2 separate regions of the Homo sapiens genome follow, and region 1 is linked to region 2. A link is a loop called in an ENCODE intact Hi-C map of the cell type or tissue named here. Cell type or tissue: adrenal gland. All regions are shown on one strand. Links, peaks and the distances in the headings refer to the core of each region. The heading gives the core; the rest is flanking DNA.

Region 1 (12,805 bases), core at 4,254-12,253, 160 kb after region 2:
CTTTTGTTTAAGAATTGTTTATGCAGATCCTGAATTCCGGCAGAACAGCTGACACCACCAACTTTAAAGAGCCCAACTGATGAACTGATCAGCATGAGAATACTGTTTTTTCATCTCTCTGTCCCATGACTTCACTCTGCATTCTTCAACCAATTAGTGATCTCTTATTTCCACCTACTCCAAATCCTTAAAAACAACAGCCTCAAACTCTTTGAGGAAATGGATTTGAGGTTTCCTTCCATCTTTTGGTTCAGCAGCCCTGCAATTAAACCTCTTTCTCTGCTGCAACCCAGTGTCTTGGCATATTGACATGCTGTGCACATCAGGCAAAAGACCTATTACCATTACATGAGGACCCCTCCGGAGGGAGATAATGGTGGGGGCATTTCTGGGAGGCTCTGCTTTAGTCAGGTGAGAGAAGTTCAGGTAAGATTTCTTTCTGTATCTGCTGTAATTCAAATGTTTTCAGTTTTGTCAGTTTTGCCCTTAAACATGTGCACACACACACACACACACACACACACACACACTCACACTTCCCTTCTTAAGCAGCTAGCATCTTCATATATCTCTGCTCCTGTCATGTGCGTCCATGTGAAGAGACCACCAAACAGGCTTTGTGTGAGCTATAAAGCTTTTTAATCACCTGGGTGCAGGCAGACTGAGTCCGAAAAAGGAGTCAGCAAAGGGAGATGGGGTGGGGCAGTTTTATAAGATTTGGGTAGGTAGTGGAAAATTACAGTCAAAGTGGGTTATTCTCTTGCAGGCAGGGGCAGGGGTTACAAGGTGCTCAGTGGGGAGGTTCTGAGACTCATTGTCTAGGAGAAGGAATGTCACAAGGTTAATTGATCAGTTAAGGTGGGGCAGGAACAAATCACAATGGTGGAATGTCATCAGTTAAGGCAGGAACTGGCTATTTTCACTTCTTTTGTGGTTCTTCAGTTGCTTCAGGCCATCTGGATGTATACTTGCAGGCTTGGGCTCAGAGGTCTGACATTTCCTGTCTTCTTATATTAATAAGAAAAACAAAACAAAATAGTGGTGAGGTGTTGGAGCGGCAAAAATTTTGGGGGGTGGTATGGAGAGATAATGGGCAATGTTTCTCAGGGCTGCTTCAAGTGGGATTAGGGGCAGCATGGGAACCTAGGGTGGGAGAGATTAAACTGAAGAAAGATTTGGGCATCAAGGGTGATATTGTGGGGTTGTTAGAAGGAGCATTTGTCATACAGAATGATTGATGATGGCCTGAATGCAGTTTTGTATGAATTGAGAAACTGATCAGAAGACACAAGGTCTAAATAAGAGAAGGAGAAAAGCATGTATTAAAGGACTAAAAATTGGGAGGGCTCAGGACATCCAATTAGAGAGTGCCTAAGGGGGTTCAGCATAATTATTTGCTTGGTTGGTGAGTTTTTGGGCGCTATCCTTGAGTTTTTTTTATGTTGTCATATACTAGGCCAGAGTGATTTTGGTAGAAACAACACTCTTCATTTAAAAATATACAGAGTCCCCCTTTTTCAGCAGTGAGTAAGTCAAGGGCATATTCCTGTCTTCTTATATTAATAATAAGAAAAACAAAACAAAATAGTAGTGAAGTGTTGGTGTCATGAGGGGAACAGGAAGCTCTTGGGTCCCATTTGCAAGTTGATTTTTGGGGGTAAGGAAAACTAGTGTGCATGTGCCTGTCTAATTAACAGGTAGACACATGTAGGGGAGGAGCCACAGGGGAAGAAGAGACCTTGTGTAAGGCGAAACTGGAAATGTAAAGTGAAAAGATGAGAAAGAGAAAAACTGGCCATGAGGGACAGAAGTTGAAACGCCAGCTGCTTGTTTAGCTACCTTATTAGCATAAGCATTGCCCTGAGTGATGGGATCTGATGCCTTTTGTTGGCCTTTACAGTGAATGGCCTCAGTTTTCTTGGAAGTAGAGCAGCTTTAAGAAGAGGTTTTATTAAGGAGGCATTAATGATGGAGGACCCTTGTGTAGTGAGGAAACTTCTTTCTGCCCATATAACAGCATGGTGGTGAAGGATGTGGAAGGCATACCTGGAATTGGTATAGATATTGACACGTAGTTCCTTTGCAAGAATGAGGGCTCGAGTTAAGGCAATGATTTCAGCTTGTTGAGAGGTAGCAGAAGGGGGCAGGCCTGTAGCCTCAATGATAGATGTGGAAGATACTATAGCATAGCCTGCCTTTGCCAGTGATTGGCGATTGGACCTGGAAGAACTACCATCAATAAACCAAGTGTGGTCTGGGTAGGGAACAGGAAAGAGGAAAATATGGGGAAAAGGGGAGAATGCCACGTGGATTAGAGGGATACAGTCATGGGGCTCAGATGCAGTATCAGGAATAAGATGAGAGGCTGGATTGAAGTCTGGACTAGGAACAATGGTAATTGTGGGAGACTCAACAAATAGTGAGTACAGTTGAAGGAGCTGGGGCACAGAAAGTATACGTGTCAAGCGTGAGGAGGAGAATAGATTTGGAAAGTTACAGGAACAGTAGAGAGTAAGTGGAGCATAGCTTGTAATTTTGAGGGCTTCCAGAAGTATTAAAGCTGTGGCTGCTGCTGCATGCACACATGAGGGCCACCCCAGAATTGGGAGGTCAAGTTGTTTTGATAGAAAGGCAGCAGGTCACGGGCCTGGCTCCTGTGTGAGGACTCTGGCAGCACAGCCTTGTATTTCAGCTGTGTGTAAGGAAAAAGAATGGGACGAGTCGGGGAGTGCTAGTGTGGAAGCGGTCTCCAGGGCGTTTTTGAGAGAGTGAAAAGAAGAATGGGGAAAAGACTTAGGGTCCATGGGATCAGTTAAGTTGCCCTTTCTGAGCTTGTAAAGTGGTTTCGTCAGGATAGCGACGCCTGATATCCAGAATCGGAAATATCCAACAGTGCCTAAGAAGGAAAGGAGTTGTTGTTTGGTGGTGGGGACTGGGGTTTGAGAGATCAGCTGGACACAATCAGCAAGGAGAGCACGTGTGTTTTCATGAAGAATTATGCTGAGATAGGTAACAGATGAGGAAGAAATTTGGGCTTTGGAGGGGGATACATGATATCCTTTTGAGAACAGATATTGGAGGAACAGGAGGGTGTCCCGTTGAGAAGATTTGTAGGAGGGGCTATAAAGTAGAAGGTCATCAAAATATTGAATAAGGTGAGAAGCAGATGGACAGAAAGAAAGTAGATCATGAGAAAGGGCTTGACTGAAGTAATGGGGGCTGTCCCTGAAGCCTTGTGGCAGTACAGCCCAGGTAAGTTGCTGAGGCTGATGGGTGTCAGGATCAGTCCAGGTAAAAGCAAAGAGAGGCTGGGATGACAGGTGCAGGGGAATAGTGAAAAAAGCATCTTTAAGATCAAGAACAGAATAGTGAGCTGTGGAGGAATTTATTGAGGACAAAAGGGTGTACGGGTTGGGCACCACAGAGTGGATAGGCAAAACAATTTGGTTGATAAGGTGCAGATCCTGAACTAACCTGTAAGGCTTGTCCAGTTTTTGGACAAGTAAAATGGGAGAATTGTAAGGAGAGCTTGTAGGCTTTAAAAGGCCATGCTGTAACAGGCAAGTGATAACAGGCTTTAGTCCCCTCAAAGCCTGTTGTGGGATGGCATACTGGCATTGAGAGGAGTAAGGGTGATTAGGTTTTAAAGGGATGGTAAGGGGTGCATGATCGGTCACCAAGGAAGGAGCACAGGTATCCTATACTTGTGGATTAAGGTAGGGAGACAGAAGAGGAGTATGTGAACTGGGGAAAAGGGTGGGAATAGGTGTGACTGTAGCCCAGGAATAGTCAGGGAAGCAGATAATTTAGTTAAAATGTCTCAACCTAATAAGGGAGGTGGGCAGGTGGGGATAACTAAAAAGGAGTGCATAAAAAATGTTGTCCAAGTTGGCACCAGAGTTGGGGAGTTTTAAAAGCCTGGCCATCAATATGCACAACAGTTATGGAGGCAAGAGAAACAGGCCCTTGAAAAGAAGGTAATGTGGAGTGGGTGGCCTCCATATTGATCAAGAAGGGGATGGACTTACCCTCCACTGTAAGAGTTACCGAAAGCATCTGTGATGGTCCAGGAGGCTTCTGAGATAATTGAGCCACGTCAGTCTTCAGCCACTAAGCCAAGAAGATCTGGGAAGGAGTCAGTCAGAGAGCCTTGGGCCAGAATTCCAGGGGCTCTGGGAGTGGCTGCTGGGCGAGTTGGACAGTCCGGTTTCCAGTGGGGTCCCGCACAGATGGGACATGGCTTAGGAGGAATCCCGGGCTGCAGGCATTCCTTGGCCCAGTGGCCAGATTTCTAGCACTTGAAGCAAGATCCTGGGGGAGGAGGTCCTGGAGGAACACCTGGCCACTGCAGTTCAGGCATTTTGAAGTTCTTGTGTGCTGGAGATGTGGCTGGGGCTTCTCTCATAGTGGAGGCAAGTAATTGCAACTCAGAAATATGTTGCCACTTGGCTGCCTCTTCTCTATTATTGTACACCTTGAAGGCGAGGTTAATTAAGTCCTGTTGTGGGGTTTGAGGGCCAGAATCTAATTTTTGGAGCTTTGTTAATGTCAGGAGTGGATTGACTAATAAAATGCATATTGAGAATAAGACGGCCTTCTGGCCTCTCTGGGTCTAGGACAGTAAAGTGTCTAAGGGTTGTTGCCAAATGGGCCATGAACTGGGCTGGGTTTTTATATTTGATAAAAAAAAAAAAAAAAAAGCCTAAATGCTAACTCATTTGGGAGAGGTTGGATAAAGAAAAAGGAGCATTAACCTTGACTGTACCTTCAGCTCCAGCCACCTCTTTAAGAGGAAATTTTTGGGCAGGTTGGGGAGAGCTAGTCATGGAATGAAACTGTAAGCTGGACCAGGTGTGAGGAGGGGAGGTGATAAAAGGATTATAGGGTGGGGGAGCAGAGGGTGAGGAAGAATCAGGACCTGGCTTGGCCTGGCTGGTGAGCAGCAGCCTGGGGAGGAGGGAAGAGGTCAGATGGGTCTGTAGAAAAGGAGAATTCAAAGGACTCAGAGCTTGGGGTGGAGACTGAAGAAACAGACAGGAGAGAAAGAAGAAAGATTTGGGACAAGTCACATTGGGAGCAGAGACTAGGGAGGGACTGATGTGTAAAAGAATGCCTGGATGTCAGGCACCTCAGACTATTTCCCCATTTTTCGACAAAAATCATCTAGATCTTGTAAGATGGAGAAATCAAAAGTGCCGTTTTCTGGCCATTTGGAACCATTGTTGGGTTTGTATTAGGGCCAAACGGTATTGCAGAAGAAAATAAGGCATTTAGGTTTTAGGTCAGGTGTGAGTTGAAGAGGTTTTAAGTTCTTGAGAACACAGGCTAAGGGAGAAGAAGGGGGAATGCAGGGTGGAAGGTTGCCCACAGTGAAGAAGTAAGTTTAAAGAGAAAGGTAGAGACACAGCAAAGGGGGTGGTGAGCAGCCCTGGGCTATAACGTGGACGATCAGCCAAAGCAGGCATCCCGCGATTGACTTGCCATCAAGGGAATGTGGGTGAATGACCATGGCAGGTGTCCCCACAGTGATCAGACACCAATGGAATGTGGGTGAATGATCAGGGCAGGCATCCCCACAATGATCAGACGCCAAGGGAAGACTATCTTCCCGAGTCCGTGACTGGTGTCTGAGTTTTGGGTCCATGGATAAAATGCGTCTCCTTTGTCTCTACTAGAGAGGAAAGAGAACTGGAATTGGAAGGACAGGGAGATTGAAGGGTAGCAAGAGAGGCTGGAGAAGACAGTGAAAAGACCGCTTACCCAATTTGAAATGGGTGAGATGTTCCTTGGGCTGGTTGGTCTGAGGACCTGAGGTCATAGGTGGACCTCCTCATGGAGTGAAGGCGAGGACAGGGGACCAGTCTCCTGAAGGAGTCCCCCTGTTCTGGGTCTTCGGCACTAAATGCCACACGCGTCCATGTGAAGAGACCACCAAACAGGCTTTGTGTGAGCAATAAAGCTTTTTAATCACCTGGGTGCAGGCAGACTGAGTCCAAAAAAGGAGTCAGCAAAGGGAGATGGGGTGGGGCAGTTTTATAGGATTTGGGTTGGTAGTGGGAAATTACGGTCAAAGTGGGTTATTCTCTAGCGGGCAGGGGCGGGGGTCACAAGGTGCTCTGGTGGGGAGCTCCTGAGTCTAATTGTCCAGGAGAAGGAATGTCACAAGGCTAATTGATCAGTTAAGGTGGGGCAGGAACAAATCACAGTGGTGGAATGTCATCAGTTAAGGCAGGAATTGGTTATTTTCACTTCTTTTGTGGTTCTTCAGTTGCTTCAGGCCATCTGGATGTATACGTGCAGGCTTGGGCTCAGAGACCTGACAGCTCCCTAATTTGCTTCTAAATATTCTAAGGGAGAAGGAAGAGCTGTGAGAATTGTCTTTGAGAGGAATCATTCTCTCTGGAGTAAATGAGACAAATCTTCTGTGTTGTGGTCATGGATCTGATAGGCATTAGTCTTTGACCAGAGTTTATGAGGTTATTAAGGTGCATGCATGTTTATAAACTAAACAAGAATTTAAAAGTCAGAGAAAAAAAATAATACCATAGCACAGTCTTCTCAGGTACCTTCGGTTTAGGTCCTTTATTACAAGGAAAACATAAAAAATCTTTCAATCAGTAAGAGCACATAAGTCTTAATGATCTAGTACATTTTTTAGTACTTTGACTTACTAGGGTGATTCAAAGTTTCAGGAAAAAGAAAATTCCCAGTATCATTTTCTTAATCTTATTAAACCCAAACATAAGAATGCCAAAAAATACAGAGCTCACATTTTGCTGGCATACATTTCCAAATTTTTAATGCCTCCCTGACAGGTGAATTTTAAGGATAAAAAAAGCAGACACTTTCAAAACATTCCTTGTGATGAAGTAGAAAAAGCCCTGGATAAGTGGCCAGCTACACTGGATTTTTGTCTCAATTCTTCCATTAACTTTACAGTCTTCAGCAAATCCCTTAACTTTGAGCTTCTATATGTAGTGACATCATTATAAGTGCTGTGGTATTAAAATGTGATAAACATAGATGAAAGCATTTTGAAATGTTTGAAATACTACATAAATACACATAATAACTAAATTCCACAGGATAGGATCTGAGAGAGCTAAGCTGACCAGTATTATAAAAGGAAGCTTATTACAGAAAAGCCCAGCCTCATTCATTACAGGTTTATGTCTCCATATCTCTTTGGTGCAATGTATTTAATAGAATGAGTTATATAGAGAAAAAGAGTAGGAAATGAGCTGAGGAGACAGAGCCTGGGACAGCTCAAATGCATTACTCACTGCTATTTAAGGAGTAAGTGTAAGGTCAACCACTCGCGATAATCCCTACATGGTGGCATCTAACCGTCAAAGTGCACAGGCACCTGTGGGTTACCCTCACAGGCAATGACAACACGTCTAGTGCTCGCTATGGCCCGATATCTGCAGTTGGGTGCCCTGGAACTTCCTGTGTCCCTGCAATCTGTGACCTTCACTACACCCTCATGGCAGTTCATCTTGCCGTTCTTGCATTGGATATTGGTGGTGCTGCAGATACTACGAATGTTCCAGATATCTTCATGGATGAAGGTGTTGAAGCGCTTGCAGTGATACAAAGTCATCTTCCGTCTTTGCATCATCAAGTTGCAGTAGCGATCACTGCCACCTGTCTCCTCAGGGTGCACGTGTTGCCGCAGGAATCGCTGGTACATGCCATCCTGGCCATAGGAGGGCTGGACCAGCCCCAGCCCCAGCAGGGTCAGCAGCAAAAGCAGAAGCAATGAATGGGTCCTCTGCAGAGCCATCAGTATCTTAGAGGTGCCTAGAAAAGAAAGCAAGGGGCAGGAGAAATAAGGTAAGAACTGGGCACTGGAAAAAGGTGTTGAGAATAGCAAGCCGGCATCCTGACTCCATAGTCTCCTCTTTCCTCCTTCTTATATGCACCATCTCCCCACTCATCTCTGCTACTTTTCCCACCCTTCTTCCTCAAGAGTGAGTAGTTTGCAAACATGATCTTTTCTGAAAGCAAGACCTTTCTCATTTACAGAGAGAAGTTGCTGTGGCCAGTACAATGACACAGGGCAGGGACTGACTGCGTGGCTGCCAGGTTTGTGTGGACAGAGTATAAAAAGAGAGAAAAGGTGAACCTACATGAAACTGCAGTTGTGTGTCTCTTGGGGGAACTCCGTAGGTGTATGATCTTTGGGGAGTGTTTGGTTCCCGGGAGGCTCCAATTCCCGACAGTTTGGATAGACTCAGCATACGTCACAGAAAGTTTACAAACTACTTTTAATACCTTACATCTGGGAATCTAGGTGGAGGAAGAGGACAGAGGAATATTTAGGCTTTGCCTTTCCTCTCACATGACTATTGTTTTTCTTTGTCATTAATTTTATTATTTTTCTTTTCTTTTTTGTCATGTGGCTATTATTCTAATGTGATTTAAAATCTATTCTAATTCTAGAATAATATATGTTATACATTAATTTAAAATGTATTATTCTAATTCTAATGTAAAATCAGGTCCTTTTGGAAATCCTTTTAATTCTATTTTTTAAAAAAAAGCAAAACCAGAATACCCAGTTACAGTTCTTAGAAGACAGTTGATAATAGCTACTGTTTGAATGAACTAATAAGTGAAATGAGTAAGCTAATGAACAAATGCAATTAAATGGATAGAGTAAAGATGTTTCCCAGGCTTATGAAATTGACTAATAAGAAAAGCTAAGAAATGTTTAAAAAATAAATTTAAACAGCACAATATTCTCAAAAGAAAACTTGGATTGTGTCTTCTTCTCCTTGCTGTTTCTATGCATAACCTAAAAAATCTAGGCCATGGAGATACATTGCTTTGTCTTGCATCTATTCTTGATGTTCCTTCTGTCTTGTCAATAGTTGTTGGTAGCTGTCTGTCTTCTCTGGTTGCAGCATCATTGTGTTGTCACCTCTTGGCAGTGAAAAATAGGCATATATTTTATAGCATTAAAAAAAAAAGCCAGAGTGGCAACAAAAAAAGCATTGCCATGTAGTTTCAGAACATTCATTGCTTTCATTGACAGATTAAAGAAAGGAATCCAGGCCTATCTTAGTCTACACCCTGTGCTCTTTCCACTATCTACTGCCTCTCTCATCCCACACCCAAAATATTCAGGATATCAAAGACATTTATGCTCAGAATTGCTACTTCCCAGCAGCAGAGTTTAATCAAGACTGGAGGTGGACTCACTCACCAACTGACTAGCCAGATGCTGCCATCTGGCCGTCACTCCTGGAATTGATGTGAATTGTGAATCGGCTTGATTCTTGCAGTGTAGCAGGGCTGATTCACTACAGCAAAGAAAAATCATCCCTGATTCAATAGGAAGTGAGCAACGCAAATTAGCAAGGGCAATGTTTTGAGAGTCAGGCAGCCCAACTCTGTATGTGCAGTCCAAGGACTGACCCCAGTTGAACTCCTAGTTTGATGTATATGGGTACTATTGTCTTTTGATTTCAAATTCTGCTTCGTAATGGTGGATCACACTGTGTGAATGACTGAAATGGCTTCCAAACGACCTGTACCTTACTTTGTTCTGCTGAAAGGCTACCTTTTCATTATTGATAATGAAAGCAGTATCAAACATGGATATTGTTCTTTTAAATGCCACCTCCTATATCCATAGCCATCTTTTGCCTTTGCACATAAAGATATCAAGCTGTATGTCATATCTGTGTGCCTGCAGCTGTAGATGTGAGATACAGTGTTAGGAAGAGAGGGAAGTAAAGAGGTTGTGGGAGGAAGGGCAGATGTTTGATTTCCTTTTTGCCCCAAGAACAATGCATACAACTTCTGAAGGTATACTTAGTACTTGGATTATAGCTTCAGCAGATCAATATACTTTGGTTTGCTCTTCCGGTGGCACCTCGAGTTTCCATGGTTTTATCTACTTTCTCTCATCCTGATTCTTTGTGACCAAAAATATGGTTTAGCAAGATGACTAGCTACAGAGAAAACCTCACCTATGCATGCGAGAGCAGACCCAGGACGTCAGCTTTTCTGCACTACTCAAGTAAACAAGACATAGAGAAATATTTGAGGACAGCAGGCCAGTGTGGATACCAATGGGTGCATCTCAAAGCTGTAGCTACAAGAGAAAATTGAATGATCTCCACATCATCCCAACGCACACTTTTGGGTCAGGATTTTCCCCAAACGCTTTCTCCACTGCACCACCCTGACTCACAGTAAGAACTTCTTTTGACACCGTGGTCTAAAAGACTGAGGCTGTGACCATGAGAAAATTACTTAATCTCTCTCAGCAGATTTCCTCATAAGCAAAATGAGCATGTAATACCTACCTCTTAGGGATGTTATGAAAAGAAAATCAATCTAAGCGCCTATAACAAGGCCTAGCACAGGGTAAATGCTCAGTAAATATTGGCAATTACTGCATTTTTTTTTTTTTACCACTTCCATTTTTCTTGGTTTCCTCTGCTTCTGTCAATCTGGATAAAATAATGAATGACTACAGAGTTGCATATATTATTGACTCCTCTTTATTTCGTAGAGCTAACTGTATTCTCAAGATATTGGAAGTCTGTTTTTAAACTATAAAATATCTCAGCTACTAGATTCCTAGAAAAATGTTTCTTCTCCAAATTGCATGGAATTTTCTTCCTTGCATGTCACTATTCTTCAAAGCATTTAGCATTTTGGAGTGTTCCTTCTTTTTCCTTGCAAAGCCAACAATCACAGCTGACCAGGACTTCAATTCTTCAATTGATTCACGCAGGATAAAATGACCTGCCTGTGACTTGACGTTTTATTTTAAACAGCTTGTGGTTGTGATAGAACAAGAGGCCCAGACCAAAAAGGACTAGGAATGCTTGCTCAGGTGCCAGTACCATCGGCAGGTCAGGAAACACTCCCATCCCACTGCCATGTGATTTCCTATGAAACAGCGATTTCCCTGAACACCAGAGCAAACTATGCGATGATAATGCTCCAAGCAGATGTTTGGAGAAGATGTGGGTTTTCACAGCTTATGCTGTGATCAATATAATAATGGTCCATGCCTTTCACTTGCCCTATCAAGGCCTTGAGTGGCAGCGATGATCTTGAGTAACTTTGCCTCACCTCAAGGAAATAGCACTGGTTGGAGAACTTGAGAAAAGGGCCCAAATAGTTTACCAGAAACTGGGACTTTCTCATTTCCTGAGAGGTTTTTGAGATTTGGTAATATGGCAAATTTTCTAGTGACAGAGGTTTGGAATACTTTTTCCTATTTTCTTAAGGAATGACAGTGTTTTCAGTTTTGAAACAGACTAACCCAAGGAAGAGAGATTCTTGTGCTAAGCACATACCAGCTACCTACTTCTCAAACCCATTCCTAAATTTGAATACTTTCAGTGAGGCTGGGCTCTCCTAGGTGGTACCTGGACAATGTTCTATAACCTGAGTATTGGGGAGCCACGGCTTTTGGCCCATTTCAGGGCAATACCAGGAGCAGGAGAAGCCACCATAGGGAATACTGAGACCACAATAATTATGTGTTCACAAGGCAGTGAAACTGGCGACTTATAACTAATTTATTGGCAACCACTTTCTAAATAAAATATCCAAGTACCTGTCAACAGAAATTAGTTAACAGGAAGCTAACCACTGAGTCTGTAGATTGAACAGTGTATTTTACAAAGAGTGTGTTAACCTAAGTTATGTTAACTTAAAAACAAATCTTGAGAATTGAGGAAGAATAAGGGATAAACTGGGATAAACTGGGATCTTTCTTTTTTTTTTTTTTTTGAGATGGAGTCTCGCTCTGTCGCCCAGGCTGGAGTGCAGTGGCGTGATCTCGGCTCAGTGCAACCTCCGCCTCCTAGGTTCAAGCGATTCTCCTGCCTCAGCCTCCCGAGTAGCTGGGACTATAGGTGTGTGCCACCACGCCCAGCTAATTTTCACATTTTTAGTAGAGACAAGGTTTCACCATGTTGTCCAGGATGGTCTTGATCTCTTGACCTCGTGATCTGTCCGCCTCAGCTTCCCAAAGTGCTGGATTACAGGCGTGAGCCACAGCGCCTGGCCGGAATCTTCTATAACTTCCCCAAAACATCACACTTGCCAGACATTAGTTGATAAAGTAAAAGATTACAGAGGAAATAATGTAATTGGTTTTTGAATTTTATATAAAATAACCATGACAAGAGAATATCCTGGGAGCATTCCATTCAAACATCAAAATTATCTCTCGCTTAAGACAAAAGGTGGCTACCCTGAATGAATTTTGGTATTCATGCTGGATTACATATGTGTATATGTGTGTGTGTGTGTGTAAGAGTGAGAGAAACTATAATAATCTGTTGGTATGTTGGTACTTGGTCCTTGGAAACTTCTCTCCAAGGTCTCATATTTGTAGAAGTAATATTAGCTTATTATTTGACAGAAAAAACAATTTGCCTATCTTGGAAATTCTGCTTAGTAGCTACGAGCCCTGGAATTTTTCCATCTCTCTCTGTAGATCAACATACCATACTTTCCTTCACAGAGAGGTAAAGTCTACCTCCCTAATGACTTGTAAAAACTGACTGATAAGGAAAAAGTGGCCCGGCTCAGTGGCTCATGCCTGTAATCCCAGCACTTTGAGAGGCCAAGGTGGGCGGATCTCCCGAGGTCAGGAGTTCAAGACCAACCTGGCCAAAACGGTGAAACCCTGTCTCTACTAAAAACACAAAAATTAGCCAGGTGTGGTGGTGCATGCCTGTAATCTCAGCTATTTGGGAGGCTGAGGCAGGAGAATCACTTGAACCCAGGAGAGAGAGGTTGCAGTGAGCCGAGATTGTGCCATTGC
Region 2 (12,805 bases), core at 2,286-10,285:
CTCCTGGATAATATCCTGCAGAGTGTTTTCCAACTTGGTTGCATTCTCCCCGTCACTTTCAGGTACACTAATCAGATGTAGATTTGGTCTTTTCACATAGTCCCATATTTTTTGGAGGCTTTGTTCATTTCTTTTTACTCTTTTTTCTCTAAACTTCTCTTCTCGCTTCATTTCATTCATTTGATCTTCCATCACTGATACCCTTTCTTCCAGTTGATCGAATTGGCTACTGAAGCTTTTGCATGTGTCACGTAGTTCTCGTGCCATGGTTTTCAGCTCCATCAGGTCATTTAAGGTCTTCTCTATGCTGTTTATTCTAATTAGCCATTTGTCTAATCTTTTTTCAAGGTTTTTAGCTTCTTTGCGATGGGTTCGAACATCCTCCTTTGGCTCGGAGAAGTTTGTTATTACCGATTGTCCGAAGCCTTCTTCTCTCAACTTGTCAAAGTGATTCTCCGTCCAGCTTTGTTCTGTTGCTGGCGAGGAGCTGTGCTCCTCTGGAGGAGAAGAGGCACTCTGATTTTTAGAATTTTCAGCTTTTCTGCTCTGGTTTCTCCCCATCTTTGTGGTTTTATCTACCTTTGGTCTTTGATAATGGTGACGTACAGATGGGGTCTTGGTGTGGATGTCCTTTCTGTTTGTTAGTTTTCCTTCTAACAGTCAGGACTCTCAGCTGCAGGTCTGTTGGAGTTTGCTGGAGGTCCACTCCAGACCCTGTTTGCCTGGGTATCACCAGCGGAAGCTGCAGAACTGCAAATATTGCAGAATGGCAAATGTAGCTGCCTGATCATTCCTCTGGAAGCTTTGTCTCAGAGGGGCACCTGGCTGTATGAGGTGTCAGTTGGGCCCTACTGGGAGGTGCCTCCCAGTTAGGCTACTCGGGGGTCAGGGACCCACTTGAGGAGGCAGTCTGTCCGTTCTCAGATCTCAAACTCCATGCTGGGAGATCTGCTACTCTCTTCAAAGCTGTCAGACAGGGACGTTTAGGTCTGCAGAAGTTTCTGCTGCCTTTTGTTCGGCTATGCCCTGCCCCCAGAGGTGGAGTCTACAGAGGCAGGGAGGCCTCCTTGAGCTGCGGTGGGCTCCACCCAGTTCAAGCTTCCAAGCGGCTTTGTTTACCTACTCAAGCCTCAGCAATGGCAGGCGCCCCTCCCTCAGCCTCGCTGCTGCCTTGCAGTTCGATCTCAGACTGCTGTGCTAGCAATGAGCGAGGCTCTGTGGGTGTGGGACCCTCCAAGCCAGGCACGGGATATTAACCTCCTGGTGTGCCATTTGCTAAGACCGTTGGAAAAGCACAGTATTAAGGTGGGAGTGTCCCGATTTTCCAGGTGCCATCTTTGAAGGCTTCCCTTGGCTAGGAAAGGGAATTCCCTGACCCCTTGTGCTTCCCAGGTGAGGCAAGGCCATGCTTCAGCTCACAGTCCGTAGGCTGCACCCACTGTCCTGCACCCACTGTCTGACAAGCACCAGTGAGATGAACCTGGTACCTCAGTTGGAAATGCAGAAATCACCCGTCTTCTGCGTTGCTCACACTGGGAGCTGCAGACTGGAGCTGTTCCTATTCGGCCGTCTTGGAACCTTCCCTCCAAATTTCCTAACATTTCTGTATTTGAAATGTGTTACTTCTCTAATCAGAAAAAAAAAAATTAACATGTTATTTAAAATACTGACTCCTTAAATCAGACATTCTGAGGTCCTCTCCAGCCCTGCAAATCCCCTCTTCTTACTATAGTGGAGGTGGCACATTCACCTAGAATTTTGGGCTCCTCTTCTGAGTAGTAGGTGATACTAATAGAAGAATATTTGGAATTCCAGGATTTGCTCAGAGAACTCTTGGCTAATTTTTATGGGGTGAATCTACTTCTTTCTCCCAGTGCATCCTCCTCAAGAAAAATGCTTCACCTACTGGATAACTAGAATTTCCTCTTTGTTGTCTTTCAGAAGGCTGCTTGGTAACACACACTAGTCAGGAAACCACTACTTTTGAAACAATATTTTTCTCCAAGAATTATTATTATTGACTCTTCCCTTTGTCTTCTGTCATTCTTAAGAAGGCAAAGCTAGGTTTTAGGAGGAAAGCTTGGGCGTTGTCTGAAAACAGATACAGATATCATTAAAAGTCTTGTGGGACCTAAGCAAAGTGCCTGTCCCATCTGAGCCACTAAGAAGCAATACCATGGCCTGTATTAGCTGCAGAAAGGCCCTTAAAAATAAGGCAGTCAGTACTAGAAAAGGCAAAGGAATTTGTTAAGCTGCCACTGCAAGCAAATGACAGGACAGAAACCAAACCCAGGGTGCTCTGCCCGACTAGTTCCATGACTATATGGGAAATAAAGCCACATATACAAAATCACATGGTGTATATAGCTGTGAAAAAGCTAGCATGACATTAGCTTTTTTAGGTAACAAGGCTAAGCTTATTGTCAGACCTGATGCATTTTCATCTTTTGATGCATATGAACTTTCTTTTCTACAGGATTAGGGGATAGAGAGAGGTAACTACAGAGTATGCCCACTATTCTATGGAGAATATTTCCTCTTTAGGTTTGCTGTGTCCAGAGTCTTAGCTTTAATTTAATTAAGAGATCACCAGGAAAAAGACACACGTATTCATCCATGTCTCCCTAGCACCTGGATCTGCATTTGACATGAGGTGGACTTCTGTGTTTATTATTCCCCATCTTCCTATCCAGCTGGAAAGTGGGTCTTACCTCTGTGTGTAAAACAAGATCTATCACTCCCAAACCACATGTGCACACACACACACACACACACACACACACTATGAACTGAGTGCCCACAGGAAAGATACTTATTGGTCAGTCATCCTTACCCAGCACACTGGACACCTGGATTTAAGTAAGTTCATGATGATGGAGAAAATGGAGAAAGTGAATTGAATTATTTGTAAGTCCATGCTTATGGAAAAATGAGGAAAGAAATAGAATTATTTAGTCTGAAGCTCAGAAAGTGAAGACTTTAAATCATACTTACCATGCTTACAAGGGTGATTGTAGGATATAATATAATGAACAAGAATAAATCTTTAAGACAGGGACAGATCATGCTTGAACATGTTATTTAGGTCAAGAGATCTCCATCTTCACTATAGACTAAAGGAGAAGAGATGAATGTAAACTAGGGAGGCTTAGACAAACCTAGGAAGTTTCCAGGGAATCTGCTGTCTCTAGACTTGACAAAGGGGCAAAAAACACCTCTCTCTTTACTCTTCTGATTCTTTGTATCCATTGGAGGGGGAAGGTGGACTGTGTCACTGAAGACCTTTCATCTCTGAGTCACAGTAAACATCCCAAGAAAGCAGTCCAAAATGATATCCTGAGAAGTCTACTTGAAGTCAAGTAAAATAATAATTAATGTGTACAACTATATCCTAGGCTTAACCTCAAACCTGTGTAGCTAAATGGGAGAGTTAAGAGAAGGGAGAAAAGGTGAAAATCGTACTGTGTTAGCATCCGGCCACCAAATAGAGGCAAATAAAGGAGATACTTGCTTTTTAATCCTGGTGCCAAGGTCTCTGGATAGAAAAGGCTGGTGTAAGTCAGGTGTTGTGGGAGGAATTTGCCTCTGAGGGATGGACAGTGGTTCACATGGCCAGATCAGGCAGCAGATGTGTGCCGATGCTGGCGAAGCCTTCGTCCTTACAAGAGACAAGTCAAAGAGACCCGAAGTAATGAAGAGAATGCAGAGGGTGGAGCCTCCAGCAAGCACGAGTTGAGGAGTAGTCTGGGGTTGTGAAGATGGGTATTTTTACAAAAGCAACCACATTTGAATTTGTATCTTTGATGAGAATTTTTGCACACTGAGTCTTGATGTCCTCAAAAAAGAAAATACAATAATAGGAGAGCGCCCCCTGCCGGCAAGCAGTGAGCTAGGCATCTCTACCTCTGAGCCTGATTGACCCGGCTCCCCTTCCTCGGTTTAGAAGGTGCACAGAAACCTTAGCTGAGCTGCTTCTGTTTCATTCTTGAGGGCGTGGGGGTTTTCATGGCGGTCCGGATCTTCTGTGCCTGGAGTCAGCCTAGGTTCACCATGCTGCCTCTCCTCTGCATTTTTCCTCCCCTCCAACTTCGCCCTCAGTCTCTCTCCAATCTCAACTTTGCCACACTTTTCAAGAGGCAATTTATTTTCACCAAATTTCAGGGTTCTCAAAAGACAGTAAGATTAAGTTTGGCTTCATACACTTCCTCCTTTCCATTCTGCAGATATCCTAAGGAATTGCAAAAGGGTCTGGCTCTCTGCTTGGAACTAGAGGCATGAGGAAAATACAAAGAGAAGAAAGAAAAAGTAGTATCTCAGCAAACTATCCTGCCTCACATATGTTCTTTAATTTTCTTGCTGGAAAATCTCTGGGCCCTGTCTCTATGCTCTTTCCATCTCAGGGTCCAGAATAGGGAGAATATGAAATTATATCCATGTGGGTGTAATATCAAATTTACCTTGAACCCCAGTATTAGATCCTGACTTGCAAAGACAATCTCTGAAAAGGTAAAGGGGTCTGTATGTTGGGCGCCTCAGTTGCTCTTTCCTGGCCTAACTTAAAGAAGGGCTTTGAAGTGTGTGTGGTGTGTGTGTGTGTGAGAGAGAGAGAGAGAGAGAGAGAGAGAAAGAGAGAACCTTAACTGGGAAAGGGGCTGATTTTTTTGATGATTATCTCTTCCTCAGTCTCAATGTGGATGGGGAAATTTCCACTGTGTGGTAGCATTCGTGAGAACCACCCTTTCTACTCATTGCCAAAAGTTAGAAGTTATTGTTGTACAGATTTTTGTTAGTTGGGAAACAAGATAATTCTATAAAAATGTGGAATATTTCTATTAGAATCATTTAAAAAACAAATGCCCTTAGACTGTGTCTTTTTGCTCTCACTACTATGTGTGATCATGAATTCACAAACACTCCTGATTTTTCTGAAGTAGTGGTCTACAAACTCTAACATAAACCAGGATCTCCTGGATTAGCATTCTCTAATAAGCTGGAAGTTTATTAGGTAAAAACACAAAAATACGTGAGGCCTACTACTAATAATACAAGTCAGAGTATCTCCAGATTATTGACTCTGGGATGTCCAAGTCAGTACACATTGTTGAAGACAGAAACACACTTGTGCTACAATAAAATGTGAGCCATGTAATACAATAGATTAGGGGCCAGCCTGGCCAATATAGCAAAACCCCATCTCTACTAAAAATACAAAAAATTAGCCGGGTGTGGTGGCGCATGCCTGTAATCCCAGCTACTCAGGAGGCTGAGGCAGGAGAATCGCTTAAACCTGGGAGGCGAAGGTTGCAGTGAGCCAAGATCGCGCCACTGCACTCTAGTCTGGGTGACAGAGTGAGACTCCATCTCAAAAAAAAAAAAATAGATTAGGGGATATGAAATATCTGAAAGGAAGAAAAGGAGCCAAGAAAAGGAAAGGAGGAAAGAAGAATACAAGGGGATACAAACAATAAGCACATGAGAAGATGAAGTTTCCAGTGTGGCAGATACTCTCTTCCTTCCCTAATGCCTGGAATCTGGCTGTGCGTGGAGAAAGATGAAAGGCTCTGTCTAGTGAGTCCACTGGACTAGAAGCTCCCTGGGACTAGGTTATGTGTTTTGCATCTCCAGTACCTAGCGGTCTGCCTGGCACAGAGTCTATGCTCAGAAAGTGTTTCATTGATGAATGGAGAGACAGGTAGTACATTAGCATGCTGAGTTTGCAAAAAGTCATTAAATGTGTAAATTAGAATGTTCTACCAATTATATGTTATACTACCCTCTGTTCTATATCTCAGTGATCGTCTGTCTGAATTTCCCGCTTTGAACACTAGATGTCCTCTGGGACTGACACCATGACCAGACCCTAGCGATTCAAATCTCTCACCAGCGCTCTCCTGCTGAGGGCTGGGTCCTGTTTCAGAACTTCTGTCAATGGACTGCTCACTGAAACATTACCCTGGCTCCCACGTGACTTATAGCGTTAGCCAGTGCTTGAAACCTACTCCCCCACTGGGTTGGTTCTTCTAGAATTCTGATATTAGCCTCAATCTACTAGGCATTTTACTTTGGACTGCTGACCATCCACCTTGGGAATGAGCTCTTTAGCCAGTTCAGTCAATCCTACCAAGAACTGGCTTCTTCCTTTACTCAGTGACCTATCTCAAGGGTTTCCATGGGACCAAGAGTCATGTGGGAGCATGACAGAGGGAGTGTTGGAAGATGCATTTGTATCTTCAGTATCCTAATGCATCCTCTGGAAATTGGTGGTGTGATGGAATGTTTGATTCTAATTCATACTAATGTATGGCTACGATAGTTACCATGCCTTTACAAAGGGCAATCTGAAAAGTCACTAGGACCTTCTAAGAGAGTTAAAATGGAGCCATTTCTCTCACTTGGTTTGTGCTTCTTTTCCTCTCCTGAATAGTGAATTTCAAAGTTCTTTCATTCCTCTTTACTTTAGAAGACAATGTTGTAGGACCCCTAATCCCGCAAGGTGCTGTAAAGGGGGAGAAAGGGGTCAAGTAAATTTACTGATTAACATTAGTCAATAGTTACCACCTTATGAGGCTTTAAAAAGAATAACCAAAATAGACACTGAAACCATTCTGAGGAGGTAAAAGTAAATAAAGCCGTCTCCCCCGTGACCTTCATTTCATTTCCATTTTGTTCTCCTGATAGTGATTTTTAAGGGTCCCTAATCCTCTTGTATCCTAGAGGGCCAATACTACAGGAACACTGATCCTACTGGATGCTCTGTTGAGGAGAAAGAGTGATTCTTCCATAGGACCCATTCAAATACATTTAGGAAATCTGCTTCCCGTAGTTGGTTCTTAGATATTTACAGTGCCTCTTAGAACATGAAAAGCTCTGTAATAAATTCTATTTATGTCAACTTTTTTCTTTATTTACAAATGTTTAGGCCCTGGAAGACCTTTCCCTATAACTCCTGATAAACTTTGGGAAATGCTCTTGAAATATTTCATGATCCCCTTTGGAGGCTGCAGTTCTTTCCCTCCTCATGTTTGCTGTTCAGTCCAGTGTAATCTTGGTGTCACACTAGGTAGTGAACCTGACATTACACACGATGCCAGTATTTCATAAGAGCCATGACAGCTGAAAGCTTTCAAATGCCAATTGAAAGCTGGTGCCATTTACTTTCACAGCACAAAGATCCACAAAGATAACAGGAAAATTTCTTTTCCTTTTTTTTTTTTTTTTTTTTTGAGACAGGGCCTCACTGTCATCCAGACTGATGCAGTGGCATGATCTTGGCTGACTGCAACCTCCACCTCTTGGGCCCTAGGGATCCTTTCACTTCAGCATCTCAAGTAGCTGGGACTACAGGTGTGCGCCATCACACCTGCTAATTTTTGTATTTTTAGTGGAGATGGGGTTTCCCTATGTTGCCCAGGCTGGTCTTGAACTCCTAGACTCAAGTGATCCTCCCACCTCAGCCTCCCTAAGTGCTGGGATTATAAGCATGAGCCACTGCACCCGGCCAAAAATAACGTGAAAAATTATTTTAGTTCTCTTTCACTCAGATAAAGCATGAAAGCTGATTACTTTTCTTCTTCTGATAAAGGTCTCTATGCTTCTTCCGAGAGAGAGATTTTGGAACAATGGGAAGAGTCTGAATTGAGTCTTTCTGTCCTCGATCATGACCTGAGCAGTCTGTTCACATCAAGAGCACACAGTCTGTCCTCTTGGGGTGCATTGCGCACCGTGTGAAGGCTGCCTAACTGTGTGAGAGCTTGTTCTCCAGATGGGTTAACTGAACCCTCTCAATCTCACAGACTGTGCACATGTCCCTAATTAGTAGCAAGGCTTCCTTCTCCGTTCTCCACCCTTGGAGAACCCTGGAACTGCCCCTACCCCACTCTAACTCCTCTTGTCTACAGCAATGGCTTTAATCTCCTGAGGTCACCCATCACTACCTCCCTTTAATGTACATTCCAGTCACAAATATGGGATAGGGCGAGGTGTGTGGCTCTCATGCAAAAAGCCCACAGGTACAAACAAGGACAGACCTGCAGAAGTCTTTCTTCTGACACCTACATTCTCTCAGTCGTGTACCATATTAGGACCTTGCCAACAGTTCTCTGTCACCTGGTGAATGCCTACTCATATTTCAAGCCTGAATTTAAGTATCAACTACTCCAGAGCCTACCTTGGAAAAATTCCTATTCTTTCTTTTATGTTCCTTGCACATTTAAAACTTGTTATTTATAGTTTGGTTCCCCACATAGAACTGTAAGTCCCTTGAGGACAGGGACCACGTCTTATTTATCTTTGTATACTGACAGTGCGTTGCAGGTGCTTAATAAATAATTGTCAAATAAATGAATTACAGTGAACATCTATCGTAGGAAGGTCTACAAGGTAAAAAGAAGCATAAAGCAACATTCCCTTTACCAGTTTGCTTTCGGTTTAGGTGGAGAGATATGATATGTTTATAGAGAGAGACAACTGAGAGTGCAGGCTGTAAAAGCACAAAGTCAGCAGTGTAGAAACAGATTCTGTGAGTTCAGAGAAGGACTAGCTCACCCAGGGCTGAAATGTTTGGGCAAGTCTTCTGGGTGGTCATGAGTGGTTAGGTGAAATTTGGAGGTGGGTAGGACTTGCATAGGTGGGAAGAGGCACCCCAGGCAGTAGGAATGGCAAATGTGATTCAAAAGGAAAATTCAGACGATAGTAAATAGACAAATTTGGCTAGAGTATTACATTTAACATTGATGTAATAATTTTATCAAATGTACTGTTTGTGTTCAAATTTGTTAGTTGACCCACAATCTTTTTTGAAGTATACTTTCTCCCCCCAGTGCAGGCTCCAGGCTAGCGTCAGGATGCAGTTAACTGCCAAAACTCTTTAGCTACCTTTAACCTGAATCATTTCCACAGCCTTTCCGTGTCTTTTTGGTCTTCAACATTTTTAAAGAAATCACAAAAGAGAAGACCTTTTTATCCCACCTTTTTGAGAGATTTTATCTTTTAGAGTAGTTTCAGGTTCACAGCCCCCCAACAAGCACAGCCTCCCCCATTATCGACATCCCCCCACCAGAGTGATACAGTTGTTACAACCGAGAAGCCTGCATTGATACAGTATTATCACCCAAAGTCTGTAGTTTATATTAGGGTTCACTCTTGGTCATGTACATTCTGTGGGTTTTGGCAAATGTATAATGACATGCATCCACCATTATAATATCATGCAGAATAGTTTCACTGCTCAAAAATTTTCTGTGTTTGCCTATTTGTCTCTCCCTTCCTCCTTAACCCCTGGCAACTACTGATCTATTTACCATTTTCATAGTTTTGCCTTTTCCAGAATGTCATATAGTTGGAATCATACAGTACATAAAGTATGTAGTAGCAGCTACATACAGTAGTAGCCTTTTCAGAATAGCTTCTTTTACTTAATAATATTCATTTAAGGTCCCGCTATGTCTTGTCATGACTTGAGAGCTCATTTCATTTTAGTGCTGAATAATATTCCATTATTTGGATGTACCACAGTAATTTATCTATTCAGCTCCTGAGGGACGCCTTGGTTGCTTCTAAACTTTGACAGTTATGCATAAAGCTGTTATGAACATCCATGTGCAGGTGTTTGTGTGGACATAAGTTTTTAACTCATTTGTGCAAATACCAAGGAGAGTGACAGCTGGATTATGTGTTAAGAGTGTGTTTAGTTATTTTTTTTTTATTTTTTTTGAGATGGAGTTTTGCTCTTGTTGCCCAGGCTGGGGTGTAATGGCACAATCTCGGCTCACTGCAACCTCTACCTCCTGGATTCAAGAGATTCTCCTGCCTCAGCCTCCCAAGTAGCTGGGATTACAGGCATGTGCCACCACACCCAGCTAATTTTTTGTATTTAGTAGAGACGGGGTTACACCATGTTGATCGGGCTGGTCTTAAACTCCCGACCTCAGGTGATCCACCTGCCTCAGGCTCCCAAAGTACTGGGATTACAGGTGTGAGCCACCGTGCCTGGCCTGAGTGTGTTTAGTTTTATAAGACACCTCCTTTTTTAACATTCTTCATTTTGGGTTTGTCTGATGCTTCCTTATGATTAAATTCAGGTTATGCATTCTGTTTCAGAATACTGCATAGGTGATGTTGTGTCCTCAGGGCAATAAGCCTGGAGGCATGAAACATCCATGTGTCCTGCAATGATGATGTCAGTTGTGATCACCCAGGGAAGATGCTGTCAGTTATCTTCATTATATAATTGCTATTTTTTTCTCCATTTCTACTAATAAACAGTTTGTGGAGGGGATACATTAAGGTCTTGTAAACACCCTGTTTCTTTTCAAAATTTCCCCTAGATTGGCTGGGCGCAGTGGTTCATGCCTGTTATCCCCACAGTTTGGGAGGCCGAGGTGGGCAGATCCCTTGAGGTCAGGAGTTTGAGACCAGCCTGGCCAACATAGTGAAACCCCGTCTCTAGTTAAAAATGCAAAAATTACCCAGGTGTGGTGGTGCATGTCTGTAGTCCCAGCTACTCGGGAAGCTTGAGGCAGGAGAATCTCTTGAACCTGGTAGGTGGAGGTTGCAGTGAGCCGAGATTGTGCCACTGCACTCCAGCCTGGGTGACAGAGCAAGACTCCCATCTCAAAAAAAAAAATTCCCCTAGATTTAGCATGCATTGATAATTCTTGCTTAATCCACTTTTTGCTATGGTAGTGACAAAATGATAATTTTTAAGTTTCTGCATGCCACATTTAACAGCTAGCTTTCAGCTTTCTACTGTAAGCAAAACCCTATGTTCTTCACATTGGTTTATTTGTGTTTATATTAATTGCCAGTAGGACTCACAAATTTTTATTTTTTCAATGGCTTATAATTCACTATTGTAGTTAATATTTTGGTGCCCAAATAGTCCCAGTATTGGCCACTGAGATCCGTTTCAAGCTACCTTCCGTGTCTCTGTGATATGCTATCCTTTCTGCTTTCTCAGGACTTCATTTTTTTGCGGCATAGCAATATGTTCCAGCCTCATCTTGCACCTGCTCCACCTCAGTCATTTTCCTAAGGTGCCCTGATTTTTTAGTGGGGGGATGGTGTTAGAGACCAAGATCTTGGTAGGTGTGTTCTTTGCTGCTGGAGTGTCTTTGTTTCAAGGCTTTTTTAGTGAACAGAGTTAAGAAATATATGCCCGCATTTATCCACAAAAGAATGTACACATACATAAATGTGTATGCATATGTACATATACATATTTAAAAAATTATTAGTTTACAGAGATACCTTTAATTCAATCCATCCTCACAGGGTTCTTCCTTGCCTTCCTCCCTTCCATAATTGCATGTCCTTTCTTCCACAGCGTGATTAACAACATTAACCCTTGTACTTATTTGCTCACTCTTATAATAAATCAAAAGTAGTTTAAGAATGCTTTGTTCATACCACTATAGTAAACAAGATTGCTAAAAAAAGGTTCAGGATATGAACTTTTTTTCTACCCCCACTTCACTCACCCTGGTTAAGACTGCAGGTTTATACCTAAATAATAAAATCAGGAGAACTAATAAAAGTATTGCTTAGTAAGGCCAGGTGAGGTGGCTCATGCCTATAGTCTCAGCACTTTGGGAAGCTGGGGCAGTTGGATCACTTGAGGTCAGGAGTTCAAGACCAGCCTAGCTAACATAGCAAAACCCTGTCTCTACTAAAAATACAAAAATTAGCTGGGCATGATGGCTTGCACCTGTAGTCCCAGCTACTCAGGAGGCTGAGGCAGGAGAATAGCTTGAACCCAGGAGGCAGAGGTTGCAGTGAGCTGAGATCATGCCACTGCACTGTAGCCTGGGTGACAGAGGGAGACTCCATCTAAAAAAATAAAATAAAATAAAATAAAAAGTACTGTTTAGTAAGTGTGTTATGCAATAACAGATAACCAAAATGATGTTATTAGCTTTAGGTTATGCAGTGGCACTGGGGCTCAAATTCCTGCCTAAATTGGGGCCAATTTCCCTAAAGCCCATGCCTTTTTTTGTTATATTATGTTCCACAAAGTCACAGTTGACAAGTTAAGTGGGCATAGAATCAGGAGCAGCAAGAAGTGGGTTAGAGACTGAGATGATAACGGACGGACAGCCAGCCAGGCAGGTAGTTTTGGCCATCATGGAGAGAGCACTCTATTTTCTCCCCTTAGGCTGGCCATTGGGCATGATGGACAGATGACAAGGAGCATGCCCTAAGGAGCTGAAAGGTCAGTGAAAGTTCACTGCAAATCCAGGACCTCCCCCACAATAGCCTATTCCACCTACTCTTCGCTCTCAATCCAATTTTAAATACTTTTCTTTGGAAGGGGACATTTTTTGGAACTTGAGCAGCAGCTCAGAAATGTGAAACAAATACCCCACTGTTTGCTGAGAACTTAAGTCAATAATGATTTTATTATTCAGGCAAATAAGAGCTGCAACTCCGGTCATCTGAGCTGGCTGACCAGCTTCCAGCTCTGAAATAGCAATTTCAATGGTCTGCTTTTCTGAGGACAGGGCAAACTGGGGAGATTTGAGGCTGCCCAGTGAGGCTCCTCCAGGAGCCTGACAGGGATTAAGGGTTCAAGAAAGAGTTCAAAAGAAAGGGCACCACAGGGGAGCACAGGCAAGACTGCTGCTGCTCTCTCTTGGTAGTTTCCTTCCTCTCCCCGGCCGCCCTCTGTCTACCACACAGAAGGTTAGTACCCAAAGAACCTTCCAGGGCAAGAAAAGCTGCATTGTTTAAACACTTGTTCCTCCAGCTTTCATCCACCTCCTTCGTTTCCTTTCCACAAATTTCCATGTTCAGTGTTTCCCCTGGAAGA

What was found. A loop is a pair of places that touch in the nucleus more often than their neighbours do. Peaks named below come from ENCODE experiments on the same cell type or tissue, not always from the same donor. Only the 100,000 strongest peaks of a DNase experiment are listed, where the experiment ranks them.
Region 1: a loop joins it to region 2, with 10 times the contacts of the local background. A loop is called at or near these places in 98 of 110 quality-filtered maps.

What each region holds. Positions count from the first base shown.
Region 1 is chr14:20,694,353-20,707,157 of GRCh38, reverse strand. RNASE4 (ribonuclease A family member 4) reads right to left here. Exons shown (of 2, transcript NM_002937.5): 2 at 5,942-7,803. The coding sequence starts at 7,786. The coding sequence ends at 7,343. It overlaps EGILA (EGFR interacting lncRNA), which reads left to right and starts at 217. Exons shown (of 4, transcript NR_174964.1): 1 at 217-411; 2 at 7,660-7,836; 3 at 8,029-8,122. RefSeq lists a silencer at 7,342-7,507. In adrenal gland, for the core only: CTCF peaks have their summits at 9,037 and 9,236; a DNase peak (open chromatin) is centred at 9,300.
Region 2 is chr14:20,848,897-20,861,701 of GRCh38, reverse strand. No RefSeq gene overlaps it. Among named protein-coding and RNA genes, the nearest start is that of RNASE3, 36 kb to the left of the region's middle. In adrenal gland, for the core only: CTCF peaks have their summits at 3,880 (motif pointing left), 5,619 and 5,821; DNase peaks (open chromatin) are centred at 3,861 and 6,031.